4 separate regions of the Mus musculus genome follow, and regions 1, 2 and 4 are each linked to region 3. A link is a loop called in an ENCODE intact Hi-C map of the cell type or tissue named here. Cell type or tissue: left cerebral cortex. All regions are shown on one strand. Links, peaks and the distances in the headings refer to the core of each region. The heading gives the core; the rest is flanking DNA. Region 1 overlaps Dennd1a (DENN/MADD domain containing 1A). Region 2 holds the start of Dennd1a (DENN/MADD domain containing 1A). Region 3 holds the start of Gm27197 (a long non-coding RNA gene). Region 4 overlaps Dennd1a (DENN/MADD domain containing 1A).

Region 1 (4,681 bases), core at 258-4,257, 530 kb before region 3:
TATTTATTTATTTATTTATTTATTTATTTATCTGTCTATCTATCTATCTATCTATCTATCTATCTATCTATCTATCTATTTTACATATGAGTACTCTATCTGCATGCACACCTGCACGCCAGAAGAGGGCATCGGATCCCAGTATAGATAATTGTGGGCCACCATGTGGTTTGCTAGGATTTGAACTCAGGACTATGAGAAGAGCAGTCAGTGCTCCTAACCACTGAGCCATCTCTAAGCCCCCGGCATTTTTCTAATGAATGAAATCTTGGGAACAAAAGCTAAAAGTATAGTATAGGAACAGGTTAAGAAGGAACACTCCCCTTCACACACATGCTTGTAGTCACAAATGACAGGAGTTATCAAGATACAAGGGACAAGTCTGTACAATTGGATATCAAAGACTAAGGAGCTCCAAAAAGATAACTAGGCAGAGCCTGGAGGGCACTGTACACAAATACTTATGTGTGGCCGAGTCAAAGTCATGTGATCAGAGTGAACTTGTCTCCTTCCTGACCTCTAGGCTGTCTTTAAGGCCACTTGCACCATTCTGACAAGCAAAATTGCTTAAAAAGAGAGATCTGGTGGGAGAGGTGAGCAGGCTTACGGTTCCGTGGTTGGTTGAATCTGGGCTCTTCTTTAGTATGAGGAAACTTAACTAATAGGTGTGGCCAGCAGAATTCACATCTGCATGTGACTGGAGAAACAAGCCATGCAGTCTAGAGAGCTCAGAGGGTAGGTGGTCAGAACAGGGCACTTTAGGTCCACTGCCATCTGCAAGTCTCTAACCTCAGGACCATGAAGATGAATCAGGGGCTATTCACAGATGATGTCCCCCTATATTCTTAGCCACTCAGTGAGGACTACCGCCCCTGATCCCACTGCAGCCTTCTAATAGGGAATACGGGGACACCTGGATGTCAATGTGGTCATAGGCCCTTGCCTCGGTGGTACATGTGTGGAGTCCAGATGCTAACCTCAGATGTCCTCTCTTACTGCTCTCTATATTATCATTCTGAGATGGTCTCTCAGATTGGGCAGATGTAAGTCAACAGATGAATCAGCATGGGAATCCCTCTGACGGCATCTTGATGTGTGCCTAGCAGGTTTTCAGAGATGTCTACTGAATGAGTGCACATATGGATGCAGATAGGGAGCAATGGGCAGAAATGTGTCAGCAGGAAAGGAAGCAACGGATCTCAGCTGAGAGCTGCTGGCTACTGCTGGAGCTTGGTGGGCCTCAGAGTGCCCAACTCCTAAAAGGCTCCATCTTGCTGAATAGAGATAACTATTGAGTATGTTGGAATTCAGGGACAGGCAGGAAGGAGTCACCCCTTCAGCTGCAGCCTAAACCCTCTAAGAGCCCAGTACACTTTGATATCCTCAGCAGAGATAAAGAACTAGGACTCAAGACAAGTCACAGTGGTTCAAAGGGCAGGCCCTGAGTCCACGTGTACCACCAGGAGCCACCCTCCACAAAGACCACTAGATGCTGGCTCCTGCCTCCCAGCCCCTCCTTCCAACTCTCCCAACATGGAGCTGACAGATTGGTGGCGCTGTTTTCCTTCCCTTCCAGAACAATATTTGAGGAGTCTGTTTTATTAAAATATTTTCCGCTGGATGCTTCCTGTGTTTCAAGAACTTGGTCTTGCCAGCTGGAGCTGGTGACAGTTGAGAGAAACACATCCAAGTGCTGTTGTGACATGGCATTTGGAAGTGGAGGAGCATGGGTGGGGGTAGAGGATGGCAGCATGGAAGAGATGCAGGAAAACACCCGGGTGGCACCAGAAATGTCATTGGCATGATGAGAATACAGCCTCGCCTCTTCCTCATTAAGAAAATGTGAAGAGAAACCCTAGCGATGACGTCTTAGAACATCCTTTGCTACCCGCTGGCCAGTCTGAGCTGCAGTGAGGTGTCTTTTGATTCCTGTCACTGTGTTTGCCAGCCCTCTGAACCAGCCCCCACACTCTTGCCCAGTTCATCTCAACTTGATGCTTTCTGGAAAGAAATCTAAGACAGGCACATTACACGAAAATACTGAAGTGATGCCGACCGGGCTAGGGCAATTACCAGGAAGAGCTACCTTCTTGACACAGCCAGCTTCTTGCACACACTAAAGAATTACTCCTGTCACTGGGTTTGGAACAGGAACAGCATAAATAAATGTGGGTGGTGAGTCCAATCTCTAATCAGGACCACAAAGTGGGGAATGCGTTTCCATAGGATGTGGACTGCTGCCAGTCTGGGATGTGTGCGTGTGTTATACAAGGATATCCTTAATTTAAGACTCAATAGCTACAGGTCCGTGGTTTCTATCCCAGGACACTTAGATCAGCTATGAAGAGGTGGCTAATTCCATTCCCTCCAAGAGAAATCTTTAAGGCAAGAGGAAACCCAGAGCCATGCAGCATTCTCACCACAAGGGGGCAGTCATAAGCCACGGCAAAGGAGATGTCCCTCACTATGTCCACCACAGCAATGTGTAGAGCCCAAGTTAAATATGCCCTCACTTCAGGTATCCCCTCTTCAAAATCTCACATATCCAAGCATCTCCAGAAATAAACATATATTTTCCCACTCTGGTGTTCTCCCTGAATGGTCTTTACCATTCAGGAAGGCTGGATCTATAAAGCAGAGGATTATGGGAGAAATGAAGTACACTGAGGTAGGCCATAGCCTGACATTTTGGAATCATTTCTATTTTGGCACCACTTCTTTGCAAAGAGAGGCATTCTTCCCTTTCACACAAAGAATAGTTTTTCCCCCTCAGTCCTCAAACCACCCTAGGCCAAGATGGATCTGTGATATCTACAGTATTTCTAAAGATATCCAAGGAAGCTGGTGAATAGCTGAGCCTAGGGCTATGCATACCAGGACAAGGGGAAATAGTGTTTCTCTCTCCAGGTTGGAACTGTCTACAGCTTGCAGGTTCCATCTCCCATCTATCTAACAGCCACTCAAGATGTTACTGAAGCTGGCTCTAGGCTGGGTCACAGGGTGTCCAGAGGTCCTCTAGGTCAGGGGGAAGTTTGAAGGAAAGGCCTAATAGCACAGGTGCTATGGCTGAGGAGAGAGCAATGGTGAGGATGCTTTCTGATAAGCTCAAGCCGTGGAGACTGAAGAGCAGTAAGCCTACAATGGGGCTTGGCCTTGCAGGAACGCTTCTTTGACAAGGCAGCTTACTCTCACCTGTGGACTCTTCAGTGTTAAGAGGCCTGGGGCTTCCTTTGGAATGTGGCTGACTGCCTTTGAGCTGCACCACTCAAAGCACAGCCCAGGTTCCTGATGTGACAACAGAGGCTCAGACTCTGACACCAATGACCAAGTTCCCTGTCTGGCCTTATTTAACACCTGCTCAGCATTTCAAAGGAGCCTCCAAGAGGAAGGCTGGGGCTACATGCTTGGTCACCACAAAGCTCTGGCTCATTGGGTTCCTGGGGAGAGATGAGAGGGAGCAATAGTACTCACTGCTCAGGGCTTGAGACAGATGTCCTCCTGCCTTCCACAGTGATGTTGCTCTTGGGTCTCCTGACGACATGTGGACGAGGAGGCCGTACCTAAGGATGAACATGGGGAAATCCCCAAGAAGGAGTGAGTTAAAAAGGCCCCACAGGTCCACTGTGAACATTTGGGTAAACAGCCCCAGAGGGCTTGGTTACAGGTTCTCCAGGCCTGGGCTACCATGGTCTCCTGGTTATTACGTAAACACCACCACTTAACATACAGCATATGGATATATATGCTCTCTGGAATTTAAGCCAGAAAGGCTCTCCTCATCTGCAGACCCAGTGGCCTCTCAGAGAGCTGACTGAGGTGTGAACAACATGGGAGGCAGAACAGCAACACCCTATTTATGGAATTCAGTGTGTGGAACAAAGAGGTTCCACTCACATTTGTTTGGGGGACTCACACTCAAAATACTTTTTTACAGCTGAATTACAGGATACTTATTTTCCTCTCTAAAGGGAAGGAGGGAGCAACTGACAACTCCACAGAGTGCCCAGCTAAGCCAACTTGCTTCTCAGGGTACCGTATGCCCTGTCTTCCAGTAGGGCTAAAGTGGATGCTGCACAAAGCACAGCTTACGGTGGCAGTGGGCACACGAGGGCAGCAGGCAGCTTCCTACACTCACCTCTTACTACACTGTGGGTAGATGGGTTATTCTGAGCTGCCACAATAGTGAAGCCACAGAGGAAAGGATGCCCACTTCCTTGTCCCATCAGAGCCCGTGATAGATGTTAGGCTGTGAATTTCTGGGTACTCTTAGAATGAGTCTCATTTGGTCTAATCAGTATTATGTGACTTTGTGTATGGTACCATCACCTCTGACCACTTCTAATGTCACAGAGATTGGGAAGAGAGCTGAGAATGTCTCTCTGTGGCTCCTGCTGTTCATGCAGATGAGCCAGCATTGCAGCAGGTATAGGGAGCATGCATTCTCTGCAGCTGCAATGAGACACTGGCTGACAGACGAGAAAGACAGTGCCCACACTCCATTACAACAACCCTTCTTCAGAACAACCCTCCCGCCCCCCAGCAACTGGTGGGCGACACAAAACAATGGCTTAGGAACAAGATTACAGAGGCTGGCTGCATACAAGACCAATCTCGATAGAGTCTCATGGAACCCTCAGGTCTGCGCACGTCTGACCAAACCAAAGATTTTCCTGTGGAGCGG
Region 2 (4,681 bases), core at 359-4,358, 62 kb before region 3:
CTTAACCCTTGGCCCTTAAAACCTTGTTCTCTGTTACCTGAAACGTGCGTGCCTTTCTCTGACATTTCTGGCATAAAATACATCAGATATTCTTTAATCATTTGACAAGAAGGTGTAAAACACTAAGTTCCTAATATGGGCCTGGCAATCACAATGATCCTGTGTTAACTGCTCATAACAATCCTTCAGGCCCCTTCTACTTTAGGAAAATCCAGATTCACTGTTTGGATACACTGTTTCATATCATGAGAGCCAGGCGGTGGTGGCATACTTTAATCCCAGCACTTGGGAGGCAGAGGCAGGCAGATTTCTGTGTTAGAGGCCAACCTGATCTACAAAGTGAGTTCCAGGACAGCCAGGGCTATACAGAGAAACCCTGTCTCAGAAAAAACAAACAAACAAAAAACAAACAAACAAACAAACAAAAAACACATAGCATGAGAAAGAGCTGGAATTTGAACCCAGATCTGATCTACATTGCCCTTATAATGGCACAAGACATCAGAGATAAGCAAAAGAAAGAAAGGTCTAGAGAATGCTCAGTCTGCCCCCCAACAACCTACTACCTACTTACTCAAAGGGGCCTGCACACTTAGCTTTCACTTCAGCCAAATAAATACCCTGACCACCTTCTGTTCTGCCTGACAGAATGGCCAGTAGCAACCAAAGCTGTTTTCTCCAACGACAAGGGCGGTACCTAAATTGATTATCCCCTTATCTCCTGTCCATCCATACTCCTAGCTATGAACAGAAACTGCACAATTAACACTTGCTATAGTCACAACTAATTTTCATAACTCCTATTTTCATATTCTCTTTCAATCTCACCACAGGCTAACATATTTCCCAGACCTTTTTCTTTTTTTTCTTTTAACCACTGAGCAGTCTAGTTTGAAGATTAATAAGGCCATTCTTCATACTAATTTCACACTTAATGCAATTTCATGCTTTGGTAAATTCCCTTACTCAAGTGCTCAGATAGTACAGTGATGCATTCCACCAAACACACTTACAAAACAAACTTGTCAACCTGCTACTGTCAAGAGTGAGAACACATAATCTGAACTTGTTCTATTTTAATGTTCACTCGAATACTTGATGCCTCCAGTCCAACAAGTCTCTGAACTTCTCTGGAACAAGAAAGTTAAGACACATCCTAGTGCTTTCTCTGCAACTCTGAGGTGACTTCCAGAAAGTGTTTCTACATGCTGTTGAAAGTCCAAGTTCACAACTCTTACCTGAAGGGGGGAATTTAGCCTGGAACTCCTTTTTTAACCCCAATAGTTCACAAACTAAATCACTTTACCTCCCCAGATTCTCAAACTCTTGTGTTATATTCTAACCTTCTCCCTTTTCTATAAAAATAAAATAAAGGTCTTCTTATGCTTCCACATCCATTTTCATGAGCAAACTTTTCTAATGTCATTCAGCAGGTGTCACAGGATTTCTGCAAAACTTACAAGACACCTTTTGTAAATGAGAACTCTAACCGCTGAAGAGACTGAACAGCTGGGCAAGGGTCACACTGCATGTGCATCACTTGGACATGCGATGCAATGTTTGAATAATTATTAGATTTTTTGCCCTTGAGGCCCTTCCTCTTTCAAACTTCCCTAGTACAATTCTCAAAATGCTGAAATAATCACATTCCACGGACTTTCCTATAAGAGGGTTTATGGTGTCTTATGAATGCTGTTTTCCAGAAAAGCCTATGCTGTCAACTTTGTTTTTCAATGTCCTTAAGCAATTCTATTAGTCATAGAGAAAAAGTGAGCATTTGCTAATGATTAGAGAGAGAGAGAGAAAGAGAGTAAGCATCTGAGTCCTAGGGCTGAGGAAGGGAGTGGCCAGAATTGGTCTTAGCTGGGAGGGGAGATAGAGACCAAGGCAACAACACCCAAATTGGACCACAGAAAAGTTGTAATTCCCAAAGACAACTTCTAATGTTTCGGTGGGTACTTAAGTTACAAGTATCAGCATTTTCACGAGAAAACGAAGCCTCAACCAGGGGCTCCAAGCAAATGAAGAAGGAGTAAGGGAATGTGCCTGACTGGATTGCAAAACCTTTTCAAAATCAGGTGCTCAGTGACAGCTAAAGGTGTCTTCCTTCATAGCCTTTGGCCCTGGCTTGTGTGCAGACTCAGATAAGAGGAAGAGTCAGCAAAGGCAAAGCGCCTTCCTGTGCAGGCAGGCCATCCAGGCCTTAAATGTCCCAGAAGCCCCCTCCCTCTAAGAACCTCACACCACTTCTGGAATGATTACAGGCCTCACGCAGACAGGCTGCAACCTCTCAGGACCTGCCAACTCTCGGGGTCGCCCCCAAACACACCCTTATGAAGACTTGCTTCCGGAGACCTCCCCTCTCCCAGCAGCAGTCTGACAGTTTTCTGGGGCTCTGTACATCCCGCCTAGGGAGCCACCGCGTCAGCAGTTCCCGCCCTCAGGTGAGGAGGGGGCATCTGATCATCCGCGCCCCTCCACCCCACACGCACCCCGTCCCCGAGCCTTCCCGCATCACCATGGCAACCGTCCCCCTCCCCGCTTGACGCCTCCACGCGGGGCGCCCCTCCGGTCTGGGCAACAAGTCCCCCAAGCGCGGCCCACGGCCTGCAGCTCTAGCCCAGCCTCGCCTCCCCCGCGCCCGGCTCCGCCCGGCCGCACTCACTTGATCCTGGAGCCCATGGTCCCGGGGCCTCCTCATGGACCCGCGGGCCCCGCTCGGTGCTGCGCTGCACTGCACTGCCCGCCCGCCCGCGGCCGACAGGCCTCCCTCAGGAGCTCTCCCCGCCCCTTCCTCCCTTCCCTCAGGCAGGGGCCCGCCCGCTCGAGGCTCGCTCCCCGGCCGCCGCAGCTGCTGTCGCCTCCCGGGGTTAAAGTACTCGCTCCAGCCGGGCGAGCGCCATGGTCGCCCGCGCGCGTACCCGGCGCGCGCCGCCCCCTCCGTCTCTCACACCGCCGCCCCCTCCCGCCCGCGCCGCTGACCGCGGGGGCTGCTGGGAAGTGTAGTCCACTCGCGTGAGGGTGGCCCCGGGGGGCGGGAAGCGCGCAGCAGGACAGTGGTCTACCCGAAAGGTCTGTGGCTTCTCTGAGAAGAGACCTAGGGACCTTTGTCCCACTGCTTTTCATCAGAATCCACCCAAAGCGACCTGAAGGAACTTCCATCGTGTCCCCAGAGGCCACTAAAGAAGCCTTCGTCCACTCCTCAAGTGGAGAATTTTTGACAGGCTAAAATTCGGGGAGGGGGGTGTCTGAATTGGAGGAAACAGTTGTCCTCCCCTCTCAGGAACTCACAATGACTCCAGTTTCACTGAGTCAGGCTTCAGGGTTCTGGTTTCCCGAATTTGAAAACTGAAGTTCACAGACCATGGATGTTTAGCTTTAAAGAGTTGGTTTTTTTGTTTGTTTTTTTGGTTTTGTTTTTGGTTTTGTTTTTTTAATACCTCCATAAGTAGGAGCTTGGGAGAAAAGCCGGCCCATCCCAGGAAATGGGGTATCATAGAACTGCATGCCAGGTGCTGAGGGTGAGTTAGTCCAAATGTTTAACCTGTGGAACCAATGACTTTATTGGACTTTCTTAGAAAGCATGAGTGGGGGTTGCTTACAGGAGTGTGGGTGACTCCAAAGCAGCTGCACTGGAAAGTGCACACCATCATCGTCGTCGTTGTCCGTGTTCCCGCCCCCCTCCCCCCAAGACTCTTTAATCCCAGCATTTGAGTAGGGGAGGCTAGTGGATCTCTGTGAATTTGAGGCCAGCCTGGTCTACAGAACTAGTTCCAAGAGAGCCAGGGCTACACAGTGAAACCCTGTCTTGAAAAACAAAAACAAAAACCTACCCTTCTATGACCGAAAGCTTCCTGTAGACATATATACAGTTTTCTTTAGTTAACCTCCTATAAACTACTACAATCTGTGTACTACAGCACCTCCCTGGGCCCAGAGGAATGTGCAATTAGAGTAGATTGCATACAAATGGCTGGGAGAACCGGGTGGAGTCCCCTCTGAGAAACTGTTAACAGCCAACAGGCCTGCTCCTGATGACCTTCTGCAAGCAGGCACAGCTGATGTGAAGATGGTGGCTATTTTGCTGTGAGGACCAGATTCTATAACCAATCACCTAGGTGAGAAAATTCTGGAAATATCTGAGGGAGTTTCCAGATTAGTTTAATTCAGGAGGGTGGCCTCTTCCATGGGCTGGCTTAAATGAACGGGGAAGGCAGCATTCATCTCTCTCTGTGCTTTCTGACTGGATTCAGTCATTGTGACTAGCAGCCTCACTTTTCTGCTGCCATGTCTTCTCCTTCTACCATGTTAAACTGTACTGTACCCTCAAACTGTGAGCCAAATTAAACCCTACATTGTTTTTTATTTTGGGATGTTTTTGTGTTTGTTTGGGGGTTTTTGGTTTTGTTTGGTTGGGTTGGGTTGGGTTGAGTTGGGGGGTTTTTTGTTTTTGTTTTTGTTTTGTTTGTTTTGTTTTGTTTTTGCGACACTATCCAGTTACCCAGCCTAGGTTGGCTCAGACAAACACAGAGACATGCCTGCCTCTATTTCTTGAGTGCTGCTGGCCTGAAAGGCATGCACCACCACACCTGCCCTTGGCTTGCTTCACTTACTTTAATCAGATATTTCATCACAAGGAAAGCAGGACTAATAGAGGTACTGAAGGGTGGCTCAGCAAGGG
Region 3 (4,681 bases), core at 226-4,225:
GCCAAGCTACTTCTCTGTTCTAGTGTCACAGACACGGGACTCCTCTTGGAAATAATGAAGGTCCCACTGACTTGTACTGTCAATACTGGTGATCAGCAGATCTCTGTATGGTATGACCAAAACAATGAACAGATTTCATAGTGAAAGAGCCATGCCTGAGCACATTTGCTGCTGCAGAAAACCTCTCTCATCAATATAAAGCAGCCTTCCCTTGTCCAAACAAGGCCCGCAAGCCTTGTGGGGTGAAGACAGTCCTCCCTGAAGATGCAGGGCTCCTTGACTGTCTCTGTGACCCTCACCCCAGCTTCTCCTAGTGCTGTCTCCTCCCCACATTCCTTTTCCTGGTGGGGGAAAATCATTTCATTTTTCTGCTCTATAGGAAAGAAACAGGTTAGAAAGAAGGCAAAAGTGCAGGAACCATTCCCCAGTGGGGTCTCCTGGGGGCACATGGGGTAACCTGGAGACGGATTTTCAGATGCTGGTGGCTTTGTTCAGTTGATGCTCTCATAACAGATCAGGCCTCTTCCCACTTAAAATGTAAGCACCCAGGTTTCTGAAATGAGTAACCAGCATCAGTAACAGTAACAACACACACACACACACACACACACACACACACAGAGAGAGAGAGAGAGAGAGAGAGAGAGAGAGAGAATATTTATATAAGCAAGGAATGTAATTTGCTGAACGGTACAAGCAAACACAGAGAAGTTATGCTTTACGCGGGGGACAGGGGAAATAGTGGTGGGCCACTGGCTCTGTGACTGAAGTCAACAGCTTTAAGAAAACAGTCCTTTCCGTTGTGAGGCCAGGAAGAAATGTTGGCAGAGTCTCTTTCTCCCCCACAGTTGTTATTCGAGAGGTTTCCGGAACCCTAAACCCCAGCTTCATCCTCAGAGCTTGAGGCAATCCTTTAGTAGTACCACCGGAGCCCCAGGCAGGAGAGTCTGGGGCCAAAGGGTGGGGCGGTTCCCCTGCGCAGAGCCCTTCCAGGATGGCTCCCCAGTCCGAGGTTTGTTCTATCTGCCTTTCCCTCCGGGGAGACTCCAAAGGCTGTAGAAATCTGGGCGCCCGCTTGCTCGCTTGTCAAAAAGCAAACTGTCTTCACATACTCCAAGAGTAACATCCCTGCCTAGGAAGAGGAAGGAAAGAGGCAAAATAAATAAAACCAGTTAATGTTGTAGTTAACTTGCAAATCAAGTAAATCTGTTGGTGCCGTATTTGAGAAATAAACCACGAGAGCGTCACAGCAAACACACACTTCTGAACGTCTTCATTTTGATTTAATGGTATATCAGCGTCAACTATCGCTTCCTCTGCTGGTACACTCGGCCTGATGCCGCGGGAGGAGGGTGCCCATGTTTATCACCGAGTGAGATGACTAATTACACCTTGTCAATCACCGGCTATGAAGACATAAAACCAGCGCGCACAATGAAATAGTTGCCTGCAGCGTCAATTAGTTGGCGATTCCGAGGGTATTTGCGTGGCCCTGCTTTGGCCGCTCTAATAACGGGACAGAGCGCCGGGAACAGCGCGCAGATCAATCACCCTGGTTCCGCTGCGGCCGGCGCCCTCCTCCCCCCTTCTCCCCTCCTCCAGCCTGGCCTCACTTTCTCCCTGGGCTGGGCGCTTCCTCCCTCCGCGGCCCCGGCCGGGTGGCGCCGCCTGCCCCGGGAGCCCCGGGAAGTTTGCGCGCGGCATCTCCGCAGCCGGCAGCCGGGAGCCCCGCAGCCTTCGGGGAGCGCCAGGGCTGGTGGCCCTTTTGTTGGAGAAGGCGTGGAGGCGCGCTTTTGTTCTGAGTTAGTCACGGTGGCCGGCTGGAGGCTGCTACCTCATTATGCGGCGGGTCTGCTAGTCTGCGGGGAAGCAGATGGTAGGGAGGTAGGCAGTGGCTGCAGTGGCCAGACCTGAATCCCGTTCACCTGTCACCTTCCACAAAACACAGGGTACCCGGAACTGAGGGTGCTTTACCCCTGACAGGGGGAGAGGGTCGAGGACATTTGTGAATGTTTCAGTTACCTGTCCTAGCCTGATCCTCACCCCATCCCCACCCCACCCCCCTGCATTTCTCTAGGCTGCGTTTCCTCGCACTGTGTAAATGTCACTCACGTGTCAGGATCTGTGTTTACAGCCTGTTCCTCGCCTTGCCTAGTCTCCCAGGACAGGGCAAAGCGACGTCTCCCAATGATTAACAAACTTAGCGGCCTCTGAACCCTGGGCCGGGGTGCCCAGATGCCTCCCCGCGGCGGGATATGAGCTTGAGCCTCCAATAGACACTATTGCGTCCTAACCAGATGCGAGGAATAAATAGAGAAGTGCCCCATGGGGATCCCAACAGCCGGAAAGTTGAGGCCAAGGATGGGTGGGGACTGCCGGTCAGAGAGGTGGGTACCGAGTGGTGTACATCTCTTTATGGGTATAATTCCCTACCCTCTGGGCAGCTTTTAACAAGAATCACCAAGTATCCCCTCCCCAGCTCTGAAGGCAGCCCCTTGAGTCCAGCCAGCACCAAGGACATCACCCCAGGCTTCCTACAAAGTTTCCTGCCCCTTGAACAACCTCCAGACCAACACTGGTGACTCCCAGATTCAATTTTCATTTCCTACTTTCTTTGAGAAAAGAAAAAACCCCACAAAACTGTCCCAGATACCCCAGTATAACGTGCTAATATATTCCTAGAGTTGATCGTGGGCCAGCGTCTATGTGGGCACTGAAGGACTGTCTGTGTGGTTGCACATGCACATGCCTGTCTTTAGATTGATGGTCTCTCCCTAAAGTTAGAGCATCTTTACACATGCAGTGTGTACATACACATGCATAACTTAAAGAGTTTTTGCAAATACACCTGATAGGAGCTCACAGAAGATCAAGTAGGCTCGCCTTAGCACACAAGTGTTAGTCCTGGATGTTCAGATGCCTCCTCCGTATGATGCCCACCTGTATACCTCCTGTACTGTTGTGCTGGTTATTAACAAAGATAAAATTCGTGCTGGCTGTATTTTTGCCAAAAAGAGACGAGCATGAACATTTTCACACATGGGCACGAGCTTAGGCAACACCAGTGCAACACCTACTTGTGAGCAAAAGTTATGTACACTATGTAAAAAGTATGACTTCATGCTGCCTCAACTGTGTGTCCTGTGAGATAAACTACAGAGGTCCTGGCTTCCCTTTAATTGTGCCAGGCAAGCAGACATTTCAGACTTCATTTCTCCCCACTATCACATGGAAAGAAAGCAACTTGTAAAACGGACCTAGAAAGGAGTTTCAGTAACTGTCTTGCCCTTTTTCTTTTTCACCCCAAATCACATTTTCTTTTCTTTTTTTCTTCTTCCCGAATCCCTTCCTGTTCCACCAGACACCTAGCCATTGCCCCGGGTTCAGCCACGAGACTCAGGGCTGGCAGTTGGGATTTGCTGGGCAGGCCATGTTATTGTTAGTTCTTGTGCAACCAGGTGGCAGGGTGGGTCCAGAGTGGGAGAGCTAGTGGGATGGAGTACCCCATAGGAAGGAAGAGAATAGGCCTCTGGTCTTTAAGAACTGCCAAGTATATCCCGGAGTGAGAAGATCCAAATAGGAAAAGAAAAAGAGGGAGCGATTAAGAAATTCGCTGAGTGCCTACTATGCTCTATATATTTTCCACTCATTTCTTTCATCACACCCAAACACCTAAAAGGAGGGGGCCTTCTTGTTTCCCTTTGAGAAAGTCAAACATTGTAAAGGAGGTTGAGTCACTGTCTCCGGATCACACTGCACGTACATGGGAGAGAGCTATGGACTCCTTGTTTCTTTTTCTGAGTTCCTAAAGACATGCCTCCAGACTGCAGAGCTTTGGAGAAATCCAGGAGCTACACGCCTGGCAGTATAGTCCCTAGCTCACTTGAAGAGAGGATATGCTGGCCGGCCCGCTACCCTTGGGAGTCATTGCTCTGGTGGCACTTGCGCCTGGTCCCCGGGAGGGCTGCGCTGCTAAACGCAGCGCAGAGAGTAGCGCCCCAGACCGAAGCCCAGATGGGCGGGAAGCAGCCGAAGGCTCTTGAAACAGTACTCCTGGTCTGTCTTCTCTGCCCCTCCTCAACCCCAGGTTCCAGAGGCCAAGGGGGAGAATGGAGACTTCCTCAAGCATCCTTTGGCAGCGCTTTTTTAGGACAGAGACTCCAGGAAAGGTTTAATTTTTCTTCCTGAAGAAACACAGGAAACTGTTCGCAGCCTAGAAAACTCCAAACCCCGCGCTCTCCCTTCTCCCTCCCTTGCGCCTCCTCCTCCAGCCTCGCCCACCAGCTCCCACCACCTCCTCTCTCCGCTCCTCTCCTCCTCTAGCCTTTCCCCTCCCTTTGGGTCTCCCGCCTTCCCGGAGCACGCGCTGCCAAGGCCTGGGGCGGCGGGCGGCCAATGGCACGGCGGCAGGACGTGATGTCAGGCGCGGCTGTAGAAAAGGCGCGGAGGCTTGCGCTGGCGCGGACTGCAGAGCCGAGGCTGAGCTCGGCGCGCGCTTGGGTAGCGTTGCGCGCGGCTGGGCCCGCGGCCGTCGGCTCCTCCTCCCACTCTGCTCCTCCTCCTTTTTCCTCCTCCTCCACCTCCTCCGCCGCCGCCTCCTCCTCCTCTTCCTCCTCCTCCTCTTCAATTCTCCCAGTGGCTCGGCTCAGCTCGCAGGCTTCGCGGAGACCCCCTACTCCAG
Region 4 (4,681 bases), core at 244-4,243, 420 kb before region 3:
ATTTTTCGCTTCCTTAATTTATAATTGAGAAAACAGGGTTCAGGAAGGTATGATAACTTGTTGGAGCCACACAGGTAGAAGAGGTAGAGTCTGGATTTGCATCAGGTCGAATGAAAACCCAAGGGGCTACATTATGTTACTCACCATGTATTAACTGCTAAGGAAGAGGGTCCATAAATAGCCAACTGTCTGTGTCTGGTTGAAACTTGCCCCTATACTCCTGCTCTGCTTTGCATAGACATGGCCAACCTGCCATTTAACAGGGTCTGCTGCTCACCTGGTTTTGCTTAAATAAAGCATCAGTGAGACATGGAGGGGGACGCACAGGAAGGGAAAGCTTGCATGCCGCTACTCCACTCTTACTACCAGTGTAGATAGGCTGCCCAGCAACGGCTTGTCCTTGTGTGATTCAGCCCCCTCTGGCACCCAGACCACTATGCCAGGCTTCTCCTTGCTTCTGCAGGTGCTATATCCTAATCTTGCTTCTGGGGGTCTCATCTCAATTATATGCTTCAATCCAGTCAACTGGTCTTCCTCTTTGGGAACAGCACCATAGCCACTGCTGGTCTCTAGGTTCCCTCTGCCACTTTGAGTCACAGCTCTTCTGTAATGTGTTCAGCCATTTTTTTTTTTTTTGTATTATTACCCCTTTCTGTTGTCCAGGATAAAACCTGACATGTGACTAAGTTACCGGACCTAGGGAACAAACAGCATAGCTTATGGCCCCAAGCTATGAAAGCCCAGTGATGGCTGGGAATTGGGTCTCAATATCACCTGTTGGCCCAAACTGATCAGACAACAAAAGCTTTGGGAAAAGAATGAGTTTGTTTGTCCTTTTCCAAGCTTCACAGACAGGACTGGAGTAGGAAGAACACAGCTGGTATCCTAATTGCACACTCCACATCAGCCACACTGTTTCCCCCAAACTGCCATGAGGAGTAAGAGCCAGGCAGGGGAGGGAAGGGCTTCTGAAAAGTACTGGGCTAGGCAGAATTAACCTTTCATTGTTCTTTTCTGAGCTGCAGGGCTTCTATAAGGTGCACTATAAATATATAATACAGTTGTATAGGTGTCATGGACATTCCAAAGTCTGTGGGATTAGAAACCTATCAACCTCCAACTCTTCAAGGAACACTGCTAGAAGTGCTAGATCATGGGCGCATTCTTTCCTGGCCTTCTTATAGGCTGGGAGCTAGCCAGACATCTTCATCCGCAGTCACACTCCGTCCTGTCAATGCCACGCTCCTTTCAGGCCCCGACTCTCTGCATGCTCTGCTTCCTTCCTGCTTCCAGGGTTTCCCATCCAGGTGCCACCTTCCCTGGGAAGCTTTCCTTGTGCCCCTGTTTCCAACAGCCATGAAAATCCCTGCTACCTTCCACAATACTCCACTCCTCTGACCGCAGCTCTCTGCTCATTTCCTGCCTCCTCCCCTGCAGTGTTCTAAAGAATAGTGACTGAGTCTGATTTGTCACAGCACAACAGCTAGCGTGTAGGACAGGGTGGGTAGCTGGCCAGGGTCATCAGAGGGTCATACATTTCAAATGCTTGTAGCACTTTCTACTATCAAGGTTTAATAATTGACTTAAAAATTTAATTTACAAATTAAAATAAAAACTATTGTTACAGGCATCTTTACTAAGTCAACTTTTATGAATGTACTTACTTTTATTATGATGAGAATAATTGATTTTTTAAAATCCTAAAATTGCCTGAACACAGCCATGAAAAACATGGGCTAATGCTACCGTGAGAAAGCTTCCCACCACTAGGTGTCAGCCCAGGAACAGAGGAGGAAGGCTGTATTCAAACTCGTGTTTTACTTATTCATCCAATTATCACTATAAATATCAAATATTTAAACAACAAAATATTAGGCAATTAAAATTATTTATTAAGGGAATGTTTTTAAAAAGATATATAAAATTTTGACATTTCCCCTTTGCAGAATAGTTTATAAATGGTGTTATTTTAACCTGTATTTGTCAAGAAACATTTGCACAGATTAGAGGAACTAACTCCTAAGAGGAAAACCAACTCGCTTTTCTTCAGAAAGGCCCCCAAACTGTATATAACACAGACCATATGGTCACCCCCACTGTGGAGCGTGTGCAGAGCAAAGTGCATTGCCCCCACAGTTAGGCACATGGAGGGGTTGGATCCCAGTTCTGCCATTCTGAAAACAAATGTGACGCCATCTTTCCCAGCCTCGGTTTCTTGTCAGTAAAATGGGGCTATCTGACTCTCTGCATGGGGACTGAAAAACAACAAAGGGACTGTAGTACGTTAAAAGCCCCAACAGAATAAATGTTCTAGTCTTTTATTTTCCTTTAAGTCTTAATGATCTATGTAACAAAACTGCTTTGCAGATCCCAAACAAAAAGTGAGATTATAAGAGCTAGGACCATTCATTCATTCAAAGGATAGCTGATGAGAATGTCCTAGGTATTGAGAAGGCTCTGTGTCAGGGACACTTGTGCAAACATGACACTTCATGCTCTCCTGACCAGGTCTCTGTGGTGACAGACTGTAGTGTCATTATCTACTGCAGAATGTATCCAACAACCTGGCCCCTAGAAAACCAATGTGCTTGGAAGCCTAGTGTGTGTGTGTGTGGGGGGGGGGGGATCGGGATCTACCATTTTCTCTTCTACTTATCATTATTACCACAAACACCATGGCTCCATGAATGTTACAGTCCTCTACTGTATGCAGGTGTAGGAAAGAATGGTATGCTGTCCTGCACTTGAGAAGCTCACAGCCTGGCTATGTAGGCAGACTGTTAGGTGTTATTGGAAACGAATCAGAAAGATTTCCTTTTCAGGGTTTCATTGAAAAGGCAAAAGGTCATATAATTAAACTGTTTGATTTAAACATGGTAACTGTAACCACCTATGCTTGCTCCTACTTCCAATAAAGATACATTTACTGCTGTCACAGCCAATCCTGGGGTCAAGCTCTCTTCATGCACACATAACCTAGAAGAGAATACAGACTGCACGATGACTTTACACATGATCCTTTCCAGATCCTAAATGACTCTGGTCAGTTTCCAAACAGCTGCCTGGCCAGGCCTTTGTTTTATGTTGATATGCTTGCTGTGTGTGTTAGCTTGTGTGTGTACCCTCAGATGATGTTGTAGGGGATACTTTCTTGGTTGTTTGTTTGTTTTGAAGACAAGGTTTCTCTGTGTAGCCTTGGCTGTCCTGGAACTCAATATGTAGTCCAGGCTGGCCTCACATTTAGAGATCAGCCTGCCTCTGCCTTCTGAGTGCTGGGATTAAAGCATGTGCCACCACCGCCTGGCTACATTAAAACAAAACAAAACAAAACAAAACAAAACAAAACAAAAAACAAAAAACTAAGTGGCTACACTAAAATATGACCACCACTCCAAGCATAGAAAGCAGGCATTAGCCATTCATATGCTCACTAACAGTCACTGGCTGAACATGGACTGATGCTACGTGAGGGACACCAGGCCTGTCAAACTCATTCTAAAGGAACAACATGAGAAAGGAGGCAGGATTATCAAATGGAATCTAGTGAGGGTTTGGTGTTCTGCTGAGACAACCTGTAACACGCTACTACATTTTACTTTTTCACATCTTCTCACACTTGGGGGCTTACATTTTTCAACTGGGCAATCTACTTCTAGATTCATCGTGTGAGTCTGAGGTACAAAGCCTCCAGAACTGTACCAGTGTCTGTGCTGTGGCTGATTTGGTGAACCACAGTCCTTTCCTCAATGGCAAAAGCTTTCTCTCTCTTTAAAAGTTCCAATTATATTTTCTTTAATATATTTTTAAAACTGACTGTCCTCATTTTAAAAAATGATTGTCCTTATCTTGAACTACACCTACCTGTAAGTGCTGGGAGCAATGACAGATGAACAAATAGCAAATGCTTATTAAAGGAAATCATTTAATGTGAGATTTTATTCAATTTTGGCACACAGAATTTGAGATAAAAGATGTATTTCCTCTGCTAGCTCAAAAGTGGAGTCAGAATGGCTGTGGGCTCTGTGCTCTGAATGGCTACAGGTGCCCTGTTGCACACACATGCCATTGTGCTAGAGTGCAGCTGTCCCTTTCTCTCTTCTTCCCACTTTACCTCCCTGTCATCCAGGAAAGTGCCAGTATCTTTATCAGCATGGCACTGTGTAGGCGTTTTATATGCATAACATTTTTCTCAATATTCATACAAAATAGGTGCTATTTCCACTTACAGATAAGAATTGTGAGACTCAAGAGTGGAAGGACTTTCAAATGCATCCACTAATAGATGAGAGAGTCAAAGCCAGGTACCCACAGCCATGCTTGCCCTCAGGCTGTGACCTCCTCAGCTCCCTAGAGTCACAGAGCTGCTGTGGTGGCTCTGAGAGCCCACTGCCAGGAGGGGAGTGTCACTCCCTACTCCATTCTCAGGACATGATCTTGAATTCAGATGACTAGTAGTCCAGACAGAGGCAGGGGAGAGGGAGGAGAGAGAAAGAGAGAGGGGAGCCCAGTGCAGTCTATTCTGAACTCGTGTTCTTAGGGCACTTCCTTGGCTTAGGCTGGTGGTTCAGGCTGTAATTCCCAGACTGCTTGCCCACAGGTGGGAAAACAAGATAGCTTTTCACAAGCCTTTCCCAAATCTGGGCTTCATAAAGTTACTGCTAAGCATGTAACAAAAGCACGG

Evidence for each region. Hi-C counts contacts between places; a loop is a spot of excess contacts. Peaks named below come from ENCODE experiments on the same cell type or tissue, not always from the same donor. Only the 100,000 strongest peaks of a DNase experiment are listed, where the experiment ranks them.
Region 1: a loop joins it to region 3, with 5 times the contacts of the local background. A loop is called at or near these places in 2 of 42 quality-filtered maps.
Region 2: a loop joins it to region 3, with 2.2 times the contacts of the local background. A loop is called at or near these places in 5 of 42 quality-filtered maps.
Region 4: a loop joins it to region 3, with 4 times the contacts of the local background. A loop is called at or near these places in 5 of 42 quality-filtered maps.

Annotation. Positions count from the first base shown.
Region 1 is chr2:37,813,445-37,818,125 of GRCm38, forward strand. It overlaps Dennd1a (DENN/MADD domain containing 1A), which reads right to left. Exons shown (of 23, transcript NM_001362973.1): 20 at 3,472-3,560. Among named protein-coding and RNA genes, the nearest start is that of Crb2, 40 kb to the left of the region's middle. In left cerebral cortex, for the core only: CTCF peaks have their summits at 1,544 and 2,417 (motif pointing right); DNase peaks (open chromatin) are centred at 1,764 and 2,424.
Region 2 is chr2:38,284,448-38,289,128 of GRCm38, forward strand. Dennd1a (DENN/MADD domain containing 1A) reads right to left here and starts at 2,937. Exons shown (of 23, transcript NM_001362973.1): 1 at 2,666-2,937. The coding sequence starts at 2,682. In left cerebral cortex, for the core only: a CTCF peak has its summit at 2,718; DNase peaks (open chromatin) are centred at 2,205 and 2,875; H3K4me3 peaks cover 1,809 bases; H3K27ac peaks cover 1,595 bases.
Region 3 is chr2:38,346,606-38,351,286 of GRCm38, forward strand. Gm27197 (a long non-coding RNA gene) reads right to left here and starts at 4,135. Exons shown (of 2, transcript XR_374289.3): 1 at 1,262-4,135; 2 at 1-1,132. It also overlaps a transcript of Lhx2 not described here. In left cerebral cortex, for the core only: no CTCF peak of the experiment used is centred there; DNase peaks (open chromatin) are centred at 1,066, 1,331, 1,808, 2,330 and 3 more places; H3K4me3 peaks cover 1,873 bases; H3K27ac peaks cover 1,949 bases.
Region 4 is chr2:37,924,187-37,928,867 of GRCm38, forward strand. The region is part of intron 13 of Dennd1a (DENN/MADD domain containing 1A); the gene reads right to left. Among named protein-coding and RNA genes, the nearest start is that of Crb2, 150 kb to the left of the region's middle. In left cerebral cortex, for the core only: a CTCF peak has its summit at 1,762 (motif pointing right); a DNase peak (open chromatin) is centred at 1,766.